2 separate regions of the Homo sapiens genome follow, and region 1 is linked to region 2. The links are chromatin contacts, found by Hi-C or POLR2A ChIA-PET in ENCODE. All regions are on one chromosome and are shown on one strand. Each heading gives the region's core, a stretch centred on a gene start or an enhancer-like site at or near the end of the contact. The rest is flanking DNA. Distances are from core to core; before and after follow the strand shown.

The links. Hi-C counts contacts between places; a loop is a spot of excess contacts on that map. ChIA-PET counts read pairs that join two places held with the same protein, here RNA polymerase II (POLR2A). Pooled maps may share reads with other maps.
Region 1: POLR2A ChIA-PET joins it to region 2 with 10 read pairs in BJ. The contact joins two enhancer-like sites. A Hi-C loop is called at or near these places in 1 of 168 maps with a recorded cell type or tissue (endothelial cell of umbilical vein) and 8 of 50 pooled maps. POLR2A ChIA-PET finds 5 or more read pairs at or near these places in 1 of 52 experiments (BJ).

The regions. Positions count from the first base shown.
Region 1 is chrX:40,131,514-40,134,213 of GRCh38, reverse strand. It overlaps a transcript of BCOR not described here. Among named protein-coding and RNA genes, the nearest start is that of BCOR, 35 kb to the right of the region's middle. Within about 2 kb of position 1,318, at least 12 of the 41 ENCODE cell types and tissues checked have a DNase peak (open chromatin) inside an H3K27ac peak, as active enhancers do.
Region 2 is chrX:39,812,471-39,815,170 of GRCh38, reverse strand. No RefSeq gene overlaps it. Among named protein-coding and RNA genes, the nearest start is that of MIR1587, 24 kb to the left of the region's middle. RefSeq lists an enhancer at 456-515. Within about 2 kb of position 1,355, at least 15 of the 41 ENCODE cell types and tissues checked have a DNase peak (open chromatin) inside an H3K27ac peak, as active enhancers do.

The DNA.
Region 1 (2,700 bases), core at 69-2,568, 320 kb before region 2:
GCCACAGAGCACACCCCTGGGGCAGCCCAGTGAGTCCCTCTACCCATTCATGCCCTCCTGCTTGTTCTGCCCTGGGAGGGAGCCTCAGCCCCTGAGCCCCCTGCCTGGAGTGATCCCCCTGCTCACCCTGACTCCCAGCTCCAGGCCCCACCTCCTCTGCGGAGCCCCTCCCAAATTTCTAGGGGGTTACATTTCAGTCTAATTCTCCCAGATGCCTTTGTGCTTATTGTCACAGCCACAAAACTTATCATTTGGTTGCTCTGAAATGACTTTACGCCTTATCTCCTCGCTTCAGTTGTAAGTTCTTAGAGCACAGGGACCACAGAGCCTAGCAAGGTGTTAATACACATGAGTGTACTTACTGGTTGGATAGCCTCCCATCAATTTCTGTCTCTTAGTGGTGTGGGAGTAGAAAAGACTCCCCAGATGTTAGGGCCAAGAAGGTTGAAATTGAGGCCGGGCGCGGTGGCTCACGCCTGTAATCCCAGCACTTTGGGAGGCCGAGGCGGGCAGAGCACGAGGTCAGGAGATTGAGACCATCCTGGCTAGTACAGTGAAACCCCGTCTCTACTAAAAATACAAAAAAATTAGCCGGGCGTGGTGGCCGTCGCCTGTAGTCCCAGCTATGCGGCAGGCTGAGGCAAGAGAATGGCATGAACCCGGGAGGCGGAGCTTGCAGTGAGCCGAGGTAGCGCCACTGCACTCCAGCCTGGGCGACAGAGCGAGACTCCGTCTCCAAAAAGAAAAAAAAAAAAAAAAAGTTGAAATTGAAGTAGATGGCCGGGGGCGGTGGCTCACGCCTGTAATCCCAGCACTTCGGGAGGCCGAGGAGGGTGGATCACGAGGTCAGGAGTTCGAGACCAGCCTGACCAACATGGTGAAACCCTGTCTCTACTAAAAATACAAAAATGAGCCAGGTGTGGTGGCATGTGCCTGTAATCCCAGCCACTCAGGAGGCTGAGGCAGCAGAATCACTTGAACCCAGGTGGCGGAGGTTGCAGTGAGCTGAGATCATGCCACTGCACTCCAGTCTGGGCGACAGAGCGAGACTCCATCTCAAAAAAAAAAAAAAAAGAAAAAAAGAAAAAAAAGAAATTGAAGCAGATGAGCTCAGATCATGAGGGATTTTCTGAAACTGCTATATTTTGAAGAAAACCTTGCTGGTCCCCTCCAGTTTTCTGTAATAACCTGGCTGAGCAGTGGGTTTCACTGTCCGGTTCACGCACTAACTGCTTCAGGGTCACCTGGGGTGCCAGTTCAGAATTCAGAGTCCTGGCCCCACGCCTGAAAATACTGACTCACTAGGCCTGGGGTGGGGCCTGGAAATCTCTATCTTTAACACGCCACTGCTGACTCTGACGCACAGCCAGGTTTGGAAACTAGTCGAGTCTGAAAAGAATGTTCTCTTCTTGGAAGTGAGAAAATGTTAGGGGGGCACCGTGAGAAGGGGCTATGATTTGGATTCTGAGAGACCAGGTTTGAGTCTCAGTTCTGCCACTTACCAGGTGTGTGACCATGGGCAAGTTATTCAGCCCCTCTGCACCTCAGTTTCAAGTGGGAACACCACGGATCTGTTTTGTGACTAGTGCCATGCAACAAATTACCCCAGAACTTTGCCACTTAAAACAACTCTTTGGCCGGGTTTGGTGGCTCATGCCTGTAATCCCAGCACTTTGGGAGGCCGAAGCGGGTAGGTCAATTGAGCCTAGGAGTTGGAGACCAGCCTGGGCAACATGGGGAGACCCTGTCTCTACAAAAATACAAAAATTAGGGTGAGAGGATTCCTTGAGCTCTGGAGGTCGAGGCTGTGGTGAGCTGAGATCCCACCACTGCACTTCAGCCTGGGTGACAGAGTGATACTGTCTCAAAAACAAACAAAAAAAACCCCAACTCTTTGATTTTGTTCACAATTCTGTGGGTTAGGAATTCTGGAACGGACTCAGCTGGGTACTTCTCACTTGGGATATCTCATTCGGTTGCAGTCACACATCAACAGGGGCTGCAGCCATCGGAAGGATATCCGAGATGGCACACTCCTGTAGCAATCAGTTGATGCTGGCTATTGGCTGGGAGCTCTGCTGGGCTGTTGACTGTGGCACCTATGTTGTGAGTCTCTGCCATGGCAGTAGACTTCTTACTGACTTCTCTCAGAGCAAGTGCCCCAAAAAGAGCCAGGAGCAAGCTGCATGGCTTCTTCTGCCTTTGTCTTACAAGTCTCAGAGTGTCACTTCTGTTGTGTTGAAAGCAGTCACAAGCCCACCCAGACTTCTAGAAGTAGAGACAGAGACCACACCTCTTGGTGGGAAGAGTGTCGAATAACTAGCGGGCGTGTTTAAAACCACCACGGTATCTCATGGGGTTGTTATGAGGATTCAGTGAGATGATCTTGCTGAAGTGCTGGACAAGCATGAGTTCCCCTCCTCCTTCTAATTTGAGGCCTGGAGGCTAACAGGGTAAAGCCAGTGCCAGGTGCCAGGTCTCCAGTCGCTTGCAGTTGTTCATGTCTACTGGGCCATAGGGACCGTTTTTCTCAGTCTTGTCTCCTCTTCTCTTCTCTTCTCTTTTACTGACAGAGTTTCGCTCTTGTTGCCGAGGCTAGAGTGCAATGGCGCGATCTTGGCTCACTGCAACCTCTGCCTCCTGGGTTCAAGCGATTCTCCTGCCTCAGCCTCCTGAGTAGCTTCAATTACAGGCATGTGC
Region 2 (2,700 bases), core at 106-2,605:
TCAGCCTCCAGAGTAGCTGGGACTACAGGTGCCCGCCACCACACCTGGCTAATTTTTGTATTTTTAGTAGAGAGGGGGTTTCATTATGTTGGCCAGGCTGGTCTCGAACTCCTGACCTCGTGATCCACCTGCCTCAGCTTTCCAAAGTGCTGTGATTACAGGTGTGAGCCACCATGCCCTGCCTTTTACATAGTATTTCTACCACACAGTCATGAAAGGGTAAATAACCTCATGAGAGTAAATAATAGTAAACTGTAGCAAAGCAGTCAGGAAGGTGTGAGTTTTCAGTATTTATTACCTTTGTTTTTAATATGACTTACTCCATTTTAAATTTTAATTATTTTAATTATAATTCTATTTTTTATTTTACTTCTTTTAATTTTTATTAATGGCTATGCTTAGTAACCAATTGGCAAAAATTCCTGAAAATTTGATGATCTGATCTCACAAACCAGTACCCTTTGGCTCCAGCACACCATGGAAGGGTTCTACTGGCTCTGTGGCAATGGAAAGAAAAATTAGTTTTCAAGAGAGAAAACAAAAACAAAGAAAAGCTACGAGTATTTCAATTGCGCCATCTTGTGGCGCCACCTAACAGTACTATGCCCCCATGACCTGAACTCCCCCCCATTTTGGTCATGCTGTGTCTCTATCTGGGGTGCCCAAACATCCTGGTTTGCCTGGAACACCTCCTTATTTATGCCTACTACCCTGGTTTAACGATAAAAACACCCCTTTTACTTTCTCAAAAGTGTCCTAGTTTGAACAATAAATGATATGGTTACCTAACCTATACCCCAGTAGACTATAACTAGCTTGAGGGTAGGGACTGTCTTGTTTACCATTGCATCCCTCAGACCACGGAGGCATTCAACTGATATTTGTGAAAAGAGCAGTGAAAGTTAAGGCTATAGAAACAGTTTCCCTGCCTTGTTGGTTACACTGATAACCACTGGGATTTGGAAATCTTTACGCTGTGCAGAGATTTTTAGTGTAATGTGATTGGCCCTGTAATCCCTGACCCCGGCGTCCCTGTGCACAAAAAGCCAGGCTGATAGACGTCAGAGCCTCGTCTCCCAGGGAGCGTGCGGCAGCCAGAGGGTGTTGGTCTGGCCATCTGGTGCAGGAACAGTCGAGCCGTGTGGGAGCCCAGCTGGCACGGGAATCCTTGGCTGTCCCCGGCAAACAGCATGGGGAGGAGAGCTGTGGGATCAATAGTAATTTCCTTCAGAAGAACGGCGATGTAGTGCAGTTGGCAATGGCATTGGGCTTTCCCTGGCACGGAGGCTTCTAAATGTGCTTGGCCCTCTTAGCTAGGAAGTGGACTTACAGCAGAACACTGGACAGGGAAGGGAACAAGGACAGGACTTTCTTGGCCTGAGCCCAAGAGAGGTTGCCAGGTTGGCTGTGGGAGCAAGCTTTCTCTGTGCTTGTATGTCATCGGCAGAAACAACGTAGACACTTTGAGTCACTGATAGAGAGGAAATTGTGGAAGCTGGAACATTCCCGTGGGCCTGCTGGCACCTCCCATGCAACATCCATCTACTCAGCACCTAGGGGAGGCTTCTTTGTGCCAGGAACAGGTGGTAAAGGTGATCTCCATTTCTCACTGTCTAGAGATGGAGGGTAAGGAGTTATCTGACATTTCTGAAGCAGGGCCATCATTGCGGATGGAAATAGTGGCGAGTCTAGGGGCTCAGGGAGTGGCTAGGAGTTCAGAAAGAATGGGTCAAGCTTGAGCTGCCAACTGAAGGATGAGCAGGAGTTTTGTTGGATGGGATGGTGGATTCAGGAGCACACCATATAACTACCCCCTTCAAAGGTTTGGGTGGGGACCGCTGCCCACTTGGAATTGTCCTTAGCTGATAGGAGCTGGCTGAGCTGCCTTGTCCAAGGGAGCGCCCTGCCACCTTCCGGGAGGGCAACTCATTCAATGACTGGTTTATAGGCGGGGGAGACTATGCAAGGACTTACCCCTTTGCCTCAATTTAGGACATCTCTGAAGGGCCATCCCAGCCCCAGAACTTGCCTTGGAGTTGACTGAGGCCTCTGTTGCAACTGCACTGTAGTTCAGCTTCTCCCTCTGCCCCATCCTGCAGCCCTTTCTCCCTCACAGGCATTGTTCCTGACAGCAGCCTCCAATCAGGATCCTATACACCAGTCACCATCTCAGGGTCCATCTCGCACAAAGCCCAGCATAAGCCAGGGAGGGAGGGGTAGCTCTTCTCGGGGAGACAAACAGTGTGCAAACTGTGGCCTGGAGGGTGGGCAAGCTGGCCAGGAGGGAGTGTCCATTCCTGTGGACCAAGCACAGGATTAAAAAAAAAAATCCTAAGAAGCAGATTCTTAATTCCTAAATTTTGGTGGTCAGGGAAGATTCATGGCATAAAGGTCTTGCGTTCCTGTGATTGTGACTGAGGTGTGACCTGTGGCATTTCTTAATATAATTTATATGTTCCTGCATCAGGTCAAGTTTTCCCCCAGCCTACTTTCTTAAGTTGCTCCTGTGTCCCAGTTTGGGCTGGAAAAGTGAGGAAGGGCAAGCGCTTTGGAAGCAGGTAGGCATGTGTTCGTGTCCCTCACTTACTGGTGGTAGAACTATGGGCAGATTCCTTTACCCTTCCGAGCCTGTTTCCTCCCCACCTCACCTCATGTGAGATGGGGATAATGAGATAATGCCTATAAACACATAGCACGGGG